Regions from separate parts of the Mus musculus genome. Here region 2 is linked to region 1. The links are chromatin contacts, found by Hi-C or POLR2A ChIA-PET in ENCODE. All regions are on one chromosome and are shown on one strand. Each heading gives the region's core, a stretch centred on a gene start or an enhancer-like site at or near the end of the contact. The rest is flanking DNA. Distances are from core to core; before and after follow the strand shown. Region 1 holds the start of Lpar2 (lysophosphatidic acid receptor 2). Region 2 holds the start of Tssk6 (testis-specific serine kinase 6).

What was found. A loop is a pair of places that touch in the nucleus more often than their neighbours do. ChIA-PET counts read pairs that join two places held with the same protein, here RNA polymerase II (POLR2A).
Region 2: POLR2A ChIA-PET joins it to region 1 with 14 read pairs in Patski. The contact joins the promoter of Tssk6 here to the promoter of Lpar2 in region 1. A Hi-C loop is called at or near these places in 1 of 37 maps with a recorded cell type or tissue (T-helper 17 cell). POLR2A ChIA-PET finds 5 or more read pairs at or near these places in 2 of 5 experiments (Patski and embryonic stem cell).

Annotation. Positions count from the first base shown.
Region 1 is chr8:69,818,890-69,825,608 of GRCm38, forward strand. Lpar2 (lysophosphatidic acid receptor 2) reads left to right here and starts at 3,676. Exons shown (of 3, transcript NM_020028.3): 1 at 3,676-3,822; 2 at 4,665-5,406. The coding sequence starts at 4,674. It overlaps Gmip (Gem-interacting protein), which reads left to right. Exons shown (of 21, transcript NM_198101.1): 20 at 1,545-1,611; 21 at 1,708-2,981. The coding sequence ends at 2,087.
Region 2 is chr8:69,899,690-69,906,408 of GRCm38, forward strand. It overlaps Tssk6 (testis-specific serine kinase 6), which reads left to right and starts at 2,495. Exons shown (of 1, transcript NM_032004.2): 1 at 2,495-3,829. The coding sequence starts at 2,619. The coding sequence ends at 3,440. Ndufa13 (NADH:ubiquinone oxidoreductase subunit A13) reads right to left here and starts at 2,331. Exons shown (of 5, transcript NM_001382215.1): 1 at 2,248-2,331; 2 at 1,853-2,043. The coding sequence starts at 1,946.

The DNA of each region.
Region 1 (6,719 bases), core at 2,426-4,925:
AAAATCTGCCTGCCTCTGCCTCCCGAGTGCTGGGATTAAAGGCCTGCGCCACCACCGCCCAGCTGTTCTGTTGTTTTATCTGACTTTGAGATATGGTCTTTCTCTGTGATCTTCCTGCCTTAGTGCTTTGAATGCTAGGATTGCAGTTAGGTGTGCACCTCCTTTCTGATCGTCTCCCTTTCTCTTCAACATTTCTTTGTTAGGCTACGCATGGTGATGACTTTAATCCCAGCACTTGGGAGACAGAGGCAGGTAGATCTCTGGGAGTGTAAAGCCTGCCTGGTCTACAGAGTGAGTTCCAGGGTGCAGAGAAACCCTGTCTTGAAAAACCAACGAGAGAGAGAGAGAGAGAGAGAGAGAGAGAGAGAGAGAGAGAGAGAGAGAAAGAGAGAGAGCGAGAGATGTATTTTCTTAGTGTGTGGGAATACATGGGTGCTATGACATTATAGAGGTCAGAGGACAGTCTGCTGAGTCTCCTGAGGGCTTCCCATCTTGCCATAGAAGAGCTGACATTATGGGTATTTACCCCCCAAACTCTAGGGCTTTTTAACTTATTTATTTAGTGGGAGGAGGCACACAGGCATAGGTGTGGAGGTCAGAAGACAACTTGCAGGAATCAGTTCTCTCAGTCCCCCGTACAGTCTGGAGATCAAATTGATATTGCCAAGTTCAGTGGCAGTTACTTTTACCCACTTAGCCATTTAAATGAGTTTATAATAAACAGCTGGGCCAGCTCAGCACCCATTGTTAGAAGTATCAAGTACCAGGCCTTGCAGGTACATGAGTGAGCTAGATAGATGTTCAAAGACCCCTCCCTCTTTTGGTGTCTGAATCCAAGAGAAAGAAGACCAAAAATCATCATGAAATTGGGCACATGCAACATTCTGAGGTCCTGTGAAGAAAGGAAGATGGAGTAAGGGCTGCCCATGGTGAGGACCAGAGGGGTTTGCAGCAGAAAATATAATATGGGCAAGTCTTTTGGGACAGGTGAATTTGAGCAAAGAGTGGCATGACATGGGGGCAAAATGAGGCATGGTCAAATCTGGGAAAAGCTGTACCAGGCAGTAGAACAGCCCAGTGCAAAGCCCCTGGGGTGGGAGCCATCTCCAGTCCTATGTTATACTGCCTGGGTAAGAGAAGCAGGAAGGAATCAGAGCCAGTCTGCAAATGAGTCTCTGTGGCAACGTGCTCATCAGTCTATGAGAGGCTCTGGGTTTGCTTCTCAGCACCAGGAAAGAAGGGATGGCTCTGCTAGTCCCCGTGAGCACAAGGGGAGCAGCAAATGACCACTGGCTATATGCAGACAGTGCATTGAGATAGGATCACTCATTGAACTTGAAGCTGAACTGGCATGCCAAAGAGCTCCCAGGACCCCTGTCCCCACCCCACAATACAGAAGTTACAAGCACCCAGCCATGCTTGGCATTTAAACTTGGGTTCTCATGCTTCCACAGTGAATCCTCTTAATTTACCGATCTTTTCTCCAGAAATCCCTAAACAGGGACTTTGCTATTGGGAGTCACGTTCTGGGTTTCTTCCTGCAGCTTGCAACTCTGCAGAGGGACCAGAGGGAGGAGGAGGTGGAAGACACCAGAGATGGGGCAGGGGATGGTGAGTGTCTAGAGAGCCCTCACTTCGCCCCAGGGTTGCTTGGCTGGGAGTACATCCAAAGAACTTGGAGATGCTGAGCACTTAACCGCTCCACAGGGTCCAGCCACTGCCCTGAGGACTTGGCCCTGGGAGCACAATCCCGGGGCCACTTCAGCCGCCAGCCAGTGAAGTATTCCCGGGGAGGTGTGAGGCCAGTTACTCATCAACTCTCCAGCCTGGCTCTGGTGGCCTCCAAGCTGTGTGAGGAGACTCCTGTCACTGTCTCAGCAGTGCACCGAGGTAGTTTGAGGGTACGAGGTTTGGGCCCTGCTGCTGCCTGCCCTGAAGGCAGCCCCCTGCGCCGGAACCCTCTGCCCAAGCACTTTGAGATCACCCAGGAGACAGCCCGACTTCTCTCCAAGCTGAACAGTGATGCTGTGTCCAGGACCACCTGTTGTGCTGACCCAGAGCCTGAGGAGTCTGAAGAGCACCTCTGACCACCTACCATCCTGAGGGACCCAGAACTGAATTGATGGTCCCTGACCCAACCTGGTGACCAAACCAATTCAGTGGGGTGTGGGGAGAGACGGGGTTACCAGTGAGTTCCGGTAATGAAGATTACCTACCTGTGGGAGTCCCAAGACACTTGGTTGAAGTGTCCCATCATCTCCCTGCCAGAGGAGATTTAAACAGCTAGGCAACACAGGTGCAGGTGTTTCGGGGTCAAGACTCAATGGTCAATACAGATCAGTAGATCCTTGGGGACTACCCGAGTCTCTGACCTCTGAGACGGGTGTCTTGACTATTTCAGTCATAATGGCTCCTGGCCCTACTACACTTGCAGCAGTAACAGACTCCCAAGTTAGCAGGTGGCTGCAGCCCAGCCCTGTCTCCTTTTAATTTGTTTGTTTGTTTGTTTGTTTTAAGCTAAGTCTCACTGTGTAGCTCTGGCTGGTCTGGAGCTCCCTTTGTGAGCCACAAATCCTCTGCCTCCCAAGTGCTGGCTAAATCTGTGTTCTTACAACCTCCAAATAAAACCATATCCTGCTGCCGGCAGGAGGGCTGACCGCAGTGGTGCTTGCTGTAAAGCCTCACATTTGTTGGACCTCCCAGAGCCACTTAGTGGAAGGAGAGAGCCCATCCCTACAAATTGTCTGACCTGTGCACATGCACAAATAAAAGAAAATTTTAATTTAAAAAAAAAAATCCGCTGGGCGGTAGTGCCACACACCTCTACTTGATCCTAGCACTCAGGAGATAGAGGCAGGAGGATCTCTGAGTTTTATGCCAGCCAGGTGTACAGAGAAAGTTCCAGGACAGCCAGGGCTACACAGAGAAACCCTGTTTCAGAAAAACAAAATAAAATAAGATAAATCTTGTCTGTTCTTGCACATTTGTCTTTGTGCTGGAATGCTGACAATAAGTCACCAGTAAGAGCAGCGTCTTTAACCCTTTATTAAGGGCCAGATGATGGAACCAAGGCTTCTAAACACACCCTGGGAAACCTACTGGCAATTAGTGTAGGGCCTGGAGCCCAAGATGAGTCACTCAGCTCAGTGTCCCTGATCCGGTTCTACACAATCAAATACAACTCGGTGCAGATAATCGGGACAATGGGGCTGTGTGCTGCGAACCGGGGGAGGTCAGGGGAGGAGGCTGCTGCAGGCTCGAGCCAGCGGCAGGCTGGGGCGAGACTTCGGGAAGCAAGGTAGTGCGGCAGCAGTGGGGCGAGGGTCCAGCCGGGAGATTGACCACGGAACAGTGGGGCGGGGCTTGCAGCTCGGTAAAGGATTGGACAGAAACGGGGGGGGGGGCGCCCGCAGAGCCCCCCCCCCCCCCGCTGTGGATCTTTTCAACTGCCAGGTGACTCAGCCCCAAAGGCGCGAAAGGGCAAGCACGTGAGATGTGCGGGGGGGGGGGGGGGGGGGAGTAGAAAGGGTGCCCCACGTGGGAAAAGGGGGCTGTGGGGAGGCGGTGAAATGACCACAGTTTCAGGAGATCACACTTCCGACGTGGGGGTGGGACTTTCCAGGGGGCGGGACACCCCCAAGGGCCAAGAGCTAAGGCAGGTGGGGGCGTGGCTTTGAGGTCCCGCCTCTCCCGCCTCCTCAGCCGGGGGCTCCAGGAACACCGGACGCTGCTGCGCAACCGCTCGGTTGCCCGGCCATGGGTCTCAGTCCTGCTTCAACCCACCGCGAGCCAGCCCCATCTGCCGCTTGACTGGATGTGCAGGTAAGACCAACACCAACCGGTTTAGGGTGGGTGCAGGCCACCGAAGAAAGCGAGGCGGGGCCCCCTCTTCTCCACAATCCTTCTCCTAGCCCAGGGTTGTCTGCAATACCCTCTTTTGTCCTGGAGGCCTTCTTGGCCCTCAGTCCCACCCAGGAATGGACTGCTTTCAGAGCTCTTGCGCGGAATCCTGCCTGTAACTCAACTTCTGGGCGGTCTCTGTCTACTCTGCTCGCGCTAAGTCCCCTCAGTGCCTTGGCATTGCCCTCCGGGTGTTGACCACGGACCTCGCTCTGGTGTGCACACACCCCCTGGCCTCTGCACTGTGCAAGGACCCTGGCACAAGTTTGATCTTCTTAAGGCTAACCCCAGCAGCTCACTCCGCCTTTGTGCTGCCCCAGCCAACCCACCCACGCCCATTGAAAACCACAGGTGTCCAACCCAGTCACGGATTAGTGGCACGTGGCACTGAATTGCAATGTGGATGCATTTGCTCTGGGTTCTTAAGATTTAAAAAAGAAAAGAAAAGCCGATCAGAAAACCGTTTTAAATTGTTATGCCAGCATTCAGCAGAGGCTAGTGGATCTCTGATTTTGAGGCCAGTGTGGTCTCAAAGCAAGTTCTAGGTCAGTTGGGATGCATCGAGAGACCCTGCTTTATGAGTAAATAAATAGAAATTGCTTTTTAAAGGTCACTTTGGCCTTCAGCACAGACTTCTTGCACAGAGGGCCTCTGATCCTGTAGGTTGCACTCACCCAATCTTGATTCTAGTCTCTGGCCACTGCTTTGTTCAAGTGCCCTTCCATCAGGGGCCACCTGCACTGATCTGTCTTCTGTATCCACAGGCAGCCATCATGGGCCAGTGCTACTACAACGAGACCATCGGCTTTTTCTATAATAACAGCGGCAAGGAGCTCAGCCTTCACTGGCGCCCCAAAGATGTGGTGGTGGTGGCCCTGGGGCTGACAGTCAGTGTGCTGGTATTGCTGACCAATCTGCTGGTTATTGCAGCCATCGCCTCCAACCGACGCTTCCACCAGCCCATATACTACCTGCTTGGCAACTTGGCTGCGGCTGACCTCTTCGCTGGCATGGCCTACCTCTTCCTCATGTTCCATACTGGCCCACGCACTGCCAGGCTCTCCATCAAAGGCTGGTTCCTGCGACAGGGCCTGCTGGACACCAGCCTCACGGCGTCAGTGGCCACACTGCTGGCCATCGCTGTGGAACGGCACCGCAGTGTGATGGCGGTACAGCTACACAGCCGCCTGCCCCGGGGCCGTGTGGTCACACTCATCGTGGGTGTGTGGGCGGCTGCACTGGGTCTGGGGTTGCTACCTGCACACTTCTGGCACTGCCTCTGTGACTTGGACAGTTGCTCACGCATGGTGCCCCTGTTCAGCCGCTCCTACTTGGCTGCGTGGGCCCTATCCAGCCTGCTTGTCTTCCTACTCATGGTAGCTGTCTACACACGAATTTTCTTCTATGTGCGTAGACGGGTGGAACGCATGGCGGAGCACGTCAGCTGCCATCCCCGCTACCGAGAGACCACACTCAGCCTAGTCAAGACGGTTGTCATCATTCTGGGTGAGTGGGTGCTCTGACAATAGCTTTAGGAGGGGACTTGCCATAGGACCCTGGGACCCTGAAGCAATAAGGGAGGGGGTGTTTCCCAAGCAGACTCCAAAGAGGTAAAAATGCCAGCCTACAAGAGGAGAAAAGGCTAGCCTCAGTTTTCACCTGTTTCTCAAAGGAAACCATTTATCGGTCTTTTTTGTTTGATTGTGTTTCAGGCAGAGTCTCATGTAGCCCAGGCTGGCTTCATGACCTTATCCTTATCTTTTTGCCTTTGTCTCTCAAGGGATAGGGCAGGCTAGCATTCTTGTAATCAGTTGCCATCCTCAGCCCTGGTTGGTTTTGTTTTGTTGTTTTGTTTTGTGAGATAAGGTCTCTGAGGCCCTGGTTGTCCTGGAACTCAATCTGTAGTCCAGGCAGGCTGGCCTTCAACCCAAAAAAGTTCTGCCTGCCTCTGCCTCCCGAATGCTGGGATTAAAGGTGTGGTTCACTACATCCCCAGCCTTTCTTCAGATTTATTTTTTATTTGTGCATGTGTGTTTGTGTGACTGTGAGATTGTATTTGGGTTTATGCAGATGTGTGCGGGTGCATGCTGAGGCTAGAGGCATCCTAGGCCCTTGGAGCTGAGAGTACAAGCAGTTTTGAGCTGTCTGATGTAGGTGTCGGGGATGAGACTCTGGTACTCTGAACCATTAAAGCCATCTCTCTCTAGCCCTGGTTGTTATTTTTGCTTACTTGTTTATTTGACTTTCTTTTGAGGTTGGGTATCACTGTATAGTCCAGACTGGCTTGGAGCTCACTTGGTAGACCAGGCTGGCCTCAAACTCACACAGATACATGCCTCTGTGCCCCCCTGCCCTCCACCTCCGAGTGCTGGGATTAAAATAAGCACCATCACACTGGGCTGGCTTCATTTCTTTAATTCAGGGTTTCATGAAGTTCAGGGGGGACCTGAAGCTCTCTCTGTAGCTGAGGCAGGCCTCAGAGCCCTGATCTTCCTATTCCTCTTCCCCTGGGACGATGGGTATGTGCCACCACACCTTCCTATTCCTCTTCCCCTGGGGCGATGGGTATGTGCCACCACACCTGGCTCCCCTTTGGGGTTTATTTATTGGGGGGGGGGCTAGAAAGATGGCTTTTAAGAGTACTTCCTGTTCTCCGAGAGGACCCGAATTTAATTCCCAGTACCCACATTAGGCAGCTCATATCCACCTGCAGCTCTAGCCCCAAGGGACCTGATGCTTTTTTCTAAACACATACATGTGGTCGGTCTCTCTCTCTCTCTCTCACACACACAGGTGAATAAGATAAATCCTTTTGTAAT
Region 2 (6,719 bases), core at 1,245-3,744, 80 kb after region 1:
CAGTAACCACATGGTGGCTCACAACCATCTGTAATAGAATCCAATGCCCTCTTTTGGTGTGTCTGAAGACAACTACAGTGTACTCATATATATATATAAAATAGATAAATATTCCTTTTTTTTCCTTTCTTTTTTTGGTTTTTCCAGACAGGGTTTCTTTGTGTAGCCCTGGCTGTCCTGGAGCTCACTCTGTAGACCAGACTGGCCTTGAACTCAGAAATCCGCCTGCCTCTGCCTCCCCAGTGCTGGGATTAAAGGTTTGTACCATCACTGCCTGGCTAGTTTTTGGGTTTTAAAACCAGTTTCTCACAATATGTTCCTGGCTGGCTGGAACTTGACATTTGGATTTGGACCCTGGAACAAGGGACAGAGGTTCATATTTTACATACCAAAGCAGCGTGACCTGGCCTCCAGGTTCTCCCAGCATCCCTCAGTCTGTACCTGGCACATCTTGCCCACAACTCTCAACTATCTAGCCCAGGGTCTGGGCTGCCCTTCACCAAGAGGCTCTTCTCTATATAATCCAGAACCAAACACTCTCCACATAGCCTAGGCTAGCCTTGAACTTGTTGTGACCCATCTTTGCTTCTCATGTCTAGAATCACAGGTGAGCCATCACACAGGACCAGAACATTTTGTTTGCTTAGTTGAGGCACAGTTTCTATAATATGCACATTAAAGTCTGATGAATTAAAATCTAAAAATCTGAATTTGTAGAAGGTGGAGTTAGCAAACTCAGGTCCTTTGGAAGAGCATCAATGCCCTTAACCACTGTGCCATCTTACAGTCCCTAAGCCCATCTCTCTCTTCTTCTAGGGTGAGATGGGATCATGTAGTCCAGGTTGATCTATGTAGCCCAGGATGACCCTAACCATCAATCCGTTTTGCTTCAGCATCCAAAATGCTGAGATGATGGGTGTGCACCACCAAGTCCTGTTTATGCAGTGCCAGGGGTGCGACCTAGGGCTTTGAAAGGCTAGGCAGGCACTCTACCAATTGGGCCCCAGTTGCTAACTACTGTATTTCTGTAACTCTGAGCACTGACAGTGGGGACTTTAACTTTCTTCATATTCTTTTCCTGTTGAAATCGATAATAAAATTCTAAATGTTACTTAAAACACTTTTAAAAACTTAAAAACACAGCCTGGTGGGCACATGCCTGTCATCCTGGTACTATGAAGGCATAGAGTTGGGGTGTTCATAATTTCAGGCTGGCCTGGGCTCCACGAAAGCCGGTGGGGGTGGGGGCTGGGGGTGGGCAGAGAATGCCAGAAGAGGAACCAGCACTAGGGAGGCTAGAGTTTAAGACTAGCCTTCTATGCTATGTTACAATCAACACACATCTTGCCTTGGGTGGACCTGTCTGTCATCCCAGCAATCCATTGGCAAAGGCAGGGTCGCCACGAGTTTGAGGCCAGCCTGGGCTATATAGTAAGTCCCTATCTGCAAAAAAAAAAAAAAAAAAAAAAAAAAAAAAAAATTTAAAAACATTAAAAAAAAAATACGTATAACGGTGCATACCTATGAGCATAGCCTTCGGAAGTGAAGGCAAGAGATCAGGAGTTCTAGATCAGTCTCTGCTACGGAGTTTGAGGCCAGCCTAAAACAAAACAAAAGCCTCCAAACTCCAGGTTAGTGCTTCTCGCAGGCTTAGTTTCCAGGCCCGTGGAAGCCAGCTGGAAACTAGGGGACATGAACATTCTGGCTTCCGGGATGCTGCACTAGAAAACCAAGATTCCAACTCAGCCTCCGCTCACACTGTGCACTCTGAAGCCCGCAGGCTGCCCTCTCTCGTCTAACCGCATAACAAAAGCCTGGTCTGCGACGAACAGGACGACACTGAGACACTGACCCGACAGTCCCCGGCGGGGCAGGTTCCGCTTGTAGTCGATGGGGCCGTAGCCCCCTGGCGGGGGCATGTCCTGCTTCACCTTCGACGCCGCCATACTTGCAGGACCCGCAACTTCCGGCCACCAGCGGAAGTGAGGCAACGCGCGACCACCATTTTGAGTGTGGCGGAAGTTCCGTCACCCAGGAGGTTCCCTATAATTTGGAAGCGTTACGCTAGCCTTGCTGCGATCCGGAAGTCAGTCCCTCCTCCCTCTGGCCCTAGGCAGGGAGTAACTGTGGTCTGCATCTAGAGCTCTCTCGGGCGTGTTTCTTGCACTAAAAACCTTGGGAGTTCACCTACTTTCTTTCGTGAGCCATGGTAGCCAGGCTCGAGGCAACAGGCTGGTTCCCACCCACCTGAGCACCATCACTTCAGGGAGGGACTTGTCCTGTTCCACATCAGTGGGCAGTCTCCTCGCCAGTGACTTCTCACGAGGAACTGACCATTAAGGGCGATTGAGTCACAAAGCCTAAGAAGGGTTTAGGGAGCCCGCGGGGCGGGGGAGGGAGGGTCCCCGCCCCAAGGCCGAGTGACGCCCGCAGTCACTTCACAAGGCAGAAATTGTTACCCGGGCAATAAAAGTCATCGCGGCTGTAGGGCCTTGGGAGTGGGCACATGGGGGCACGGGGGTGCAGGTGCCAAGCACCATGGGTTAGGCCCGAGATTGGAGTCCGGCCGCCCCCCGACAGCAGCCGCCTCCTGCTCCCCGCGCGCCCCGGGCGCCACCATGTCGGGCGACAAACTCCTGAGCGAACTTGGCTATAAGCTGGGCCGCACGATAGGTGAGGGCAGCTACTCCAAGGTGAAAGTGGCCACCTCCAAGAAGTATAAAGGGACGGTGGCCATCAAGGTGGTGGACCGCCGGCGAGCGCCTCCGGACTTCGTCAACAAGTTCCTGCCTCGAGAGCTGTCCATCCTGCGGGGAGTACGGCACCCGCACATCGTACACGTTTTCGAGTTCATCGAAGTGTGCAATGGGAAGCTGTACATCGTGATGGAGGCAGCAGCCACCGACCTGCTGCAGGCAGTGCAGCGCAACGGGCGCATCCCGGGGTCGCAGGCGCGCGAACTCTTCTCGCAGATCGCGGGCGCCGTGCGCTACCTGCACGACCACCACCTGGTGCACCGCGACCTCAAGTGCGAAAACGTGCTGCTAAGCCCTGACGAGCGCCGCGTCAAGATCACGGATTTCGGTTTCGGCCGCCAGGCGCACGGCTACCCAGACCTGAGCACCACCTACTGCGGCTCGGCCGCGTATGCGTCACCTGAGGTGCTCCTGGGCATCCCCTACGACCCTAAGAAATACGACGTGTGGAGCCTGGGCGTTGTGCTCTACGTCATGGTCACCGGGTGCATGCCCTTCGACGACTCGGACATTGCTGGCCTACCCCGGCGCCAGAAGCGCGGCGTGCTCTACCCTGACGGCCTCGAACTGTCGGAACGATGCAAATCCTTGATCGCCGAGCTGCTACAGTTCAGCCCGTCTGCCCGGCCCTCGGCGGGCCAGGTGGCGCGCAATGGCTGGCTGCGGGCCGGGGACTCCGGCTAGGAGCCGGGGTTCTCGCTGTTCCCGCCGCACCAGGCACAGAGCCAGGGCGGCGCACGCGCGAAGGGCGAGCTTCGGGAAACCCGCGAAGTCGCCGCGCGCCACTGCGCACGCGTCCTGTCCCTTCCCCTTCCCCCACGGCGGCGGCCCTCTGAGGCCTGCTGTTGGGTTCTGATTCCTCCTGCACAAACTGATTGCTGGAGAGCGCATGCGCATCCTCGATTTCTGGCGAGAAGGCCCCGGGAGGGGCGCAAAGAGAAGAGAGAGAAGCATTGCGCCTGCGCAGAATGAGCTGTTGCACGGTGGGTTGCCATGCTACAGAGAAACCGTGGGCCAGCCGTGCACGCTAAGTTCCAGGTTGGAACCTGCAATAAATTCGCTCTTCCTTGCAACTGGGGTTAGCGGTGGAACCTTGTCACTGAGCAGGGGGTGGGAAGTTTTCGGCAACTTAGAGAAAGGCGAGTATGTGGAAATTCTACCTTTAGACCTAAAAACCGGAGTAGGGAGATTCAAATCCTGATTCTTCACGTCCCTAAACTGGATAAATTCCTAAAAGTTCTATAGTCATCCGCCAGGATCTGATGATACTTGAATTGGGATCAGCGGGACTGCCTGTTGGCTGGAACAGCATTTACAGATGTGACACCCACATAGGTGTCAGTTGTGCAGAGACAGGTGTGGATTGTACTCAGGTCTCTGGAAGCCGGGAGTCCTTGGTGATGGTTGTTTTCCCTATGGGAAAAGTTTACAGGGAAAAACCAGACCCATCTACTGATGATCTCTTGATTTGTTGTTGGTGGTGGTGGTGGTGATTTTGTGTGTCAAAGTTAGATCAAATACCTCACTATGCAGCCTAGGCTGGCTTGTAACTTGGATTCTCCTGCCTCCACTTTCCAAGGTGTGCAGTCCAGTTCTGCATGTCTTGAACCAGATATTGGGATTTTGAGAAGCTTCAACCATCCTTGCCTTCAACAAGGATGCAAGTGCAAGCCAAGTAAAAGAAGAGCCGAGATGTGGGGATAATTGTACGTTGTGAGGAACTCCCGTGGGCGGTGGTATCCAGAGACAGACTCAAGCTGGCCTCAGCCCCAGCTCCCCTCTACTCCACAGGTTTCTGGTGCCCTGGAGTTTTTGAATGTGAAAACTTTCCTCATGCTGGGCCCTAACTGCGGCATTGGCAGATGGGGAGACTGAGGCTATAAGAGGGGAGAGGCCTAAAGTCTGGGGCTAGCTGGAGTATGCCAGAGTCGAGAAAAAAACCCACTCCCCTGGCAGTGGGCAGAGGGAGCCAATGGATACAGGCTGTGCTTTGTGTTCCGCACCTGAGAAGTAGGGCTTGGGAAGGCGGGGGCTCAGTAGACTCAGGGTTTGTATTTCTATATTGTCTTTTGAGATTCCAGTACACAAGTTGACTACACCACCCACTTCCCATTGCCCTTCTTCCTAGTGTTGGAGGTAGAATCGAGAACCTTACTCTCTGAGCCAGCCAGCCCCCCCAACCCCCCGCCCCTCACTGGGCATTCTAGGGGCATTCTAGGCATGGGTTGCACCACTGAGCCACAGGCCAGGCTTGTTGTAGAGACAGGTTTTGCTATGTAGGCATAGACTACTCACATGTAACCCAAATAGAAAAATGGGGCAATCCTCTTGCCTCTTGGGCAGTATGCACCAGGTATGCACCAAGACCAGTTACCCATTTTTCTTCTCTGTCTGTCTATGGGTTTTTGTTGTTGTTGTTTGGTTTTGTTTTCAAGATAATATAGCTCTGGCTATCCTGGGACTATGTAGACCAGGCTGGCTCCAAACTCCACGTGCCTCTGCCTCCTGAGTGCTGGGATTAAAAGTGAGCACCACCACACCTAGCTGCTTTTTTTTTTTTTTTTTTTTTTTTTTTTTTGCCGATCTAGGTGTCAGCTGACAGCTTTTACACAGCCCTGCCCTTCCCCAACTCCCCCCACCCCCCATGCACATTGTGAGGTTTACTTCAGAGGTAGCAGGTCCTAGGGAACAGAATTAATGATTCCTGTTTCTCAGCTTAAAACGCTGCTCGAGCCCATAGCCTATGGTTGGTCTTGGGGCCACTGAGACTGCCTGACTCACAAGGGCAGAATCCTGGAGAAATGCTTAGAAGTGCTGGGTCCTGGGCATCAGTGTGGATGCAGCTTGAAGCAGGAAAAACCTCCACTGGCTCTGTGCCTTGCAGAGGTGAGGTACACTGCAGGGAGCAGCCATTGGCTCCAGCCCAGCCAGGGTTACATGTAATACACTGTCTCAACAACAGAATTAAAATGTATGCAGTGTGTGTGTGTGTGTGTGTGTAGAGAGGAGAGAGGAGAGAGAGAGAGAGAGAGAGAGAGAGAGAGAGAGAGAGAGAGAGAGAGAGAGAGAGAGAGAGAGAGAGAAAGAGAGAGAAATAGTTCAGTAAAGAGAACTATTTTTTCCAGAAGGCCAGAATTCAGTTCCAACATCCATGTTGAACAGTTCACAATAGCCTGTCACTCCAGCTCCAGGGAATGTGTCACCGTCTTTTGTCCCCACAGGTACCACACACACTTAGCATACATTTACACACAGACCTATGCACACAAATAAAAATTAAAATCTTAAAAAGGCTGGGTCTGACAAGGCTCAGTAGATAAAGGCACTGGCTGCTCTTACAGAGGAGCTGAGTTCAGTTCTAACACTCACATGGTGGTTCACAACTGTGAGCAAGTGGAGTTGACTGGAGACAGTGGGGCCAACTGGATCGAGCAAAGATCCCAAAAATCCAATTCCCAACAACCACATGAAGGCTCACAACCATCTGTACAACTACAGCATACTCACATACATAAATTTTTTTTTTTAAAGTTAAGCTGGGCGTGGTAGTCTACCCAGTAGTAATCCCAGCCATGACGCAGGCAGATACCTAAATTTAGAGGCTAGTCTGGTCTACATAAAGTTCCAGACTAGCCAGAACTACACAGTGAGATCCTATTTTTGACTTGGTCTGTGTCAGCCTAGGTGGCCTGGAGCTATGTAGACCAGATGAGCCATGAACTCCCAGAGCTCCACCTGCCTCTGCCTCCTGAGCACTGGGATTAAAGGTGTGTGCCACTACATCTGGCATCAATTTAGTAACTTTTTAAAACGAGAAATGTGGCACTACACACATTTTGGGTGCAACTATAATCACAGCATTCAAGAGGCAGAGGTAGCAGGGCTGGAATTCCAGGTCAGCCAGGCTAAGGGAAGGCCCTTGCTGAACAGAACACTGTTTCACAGCTCTGAAATCACCATCTT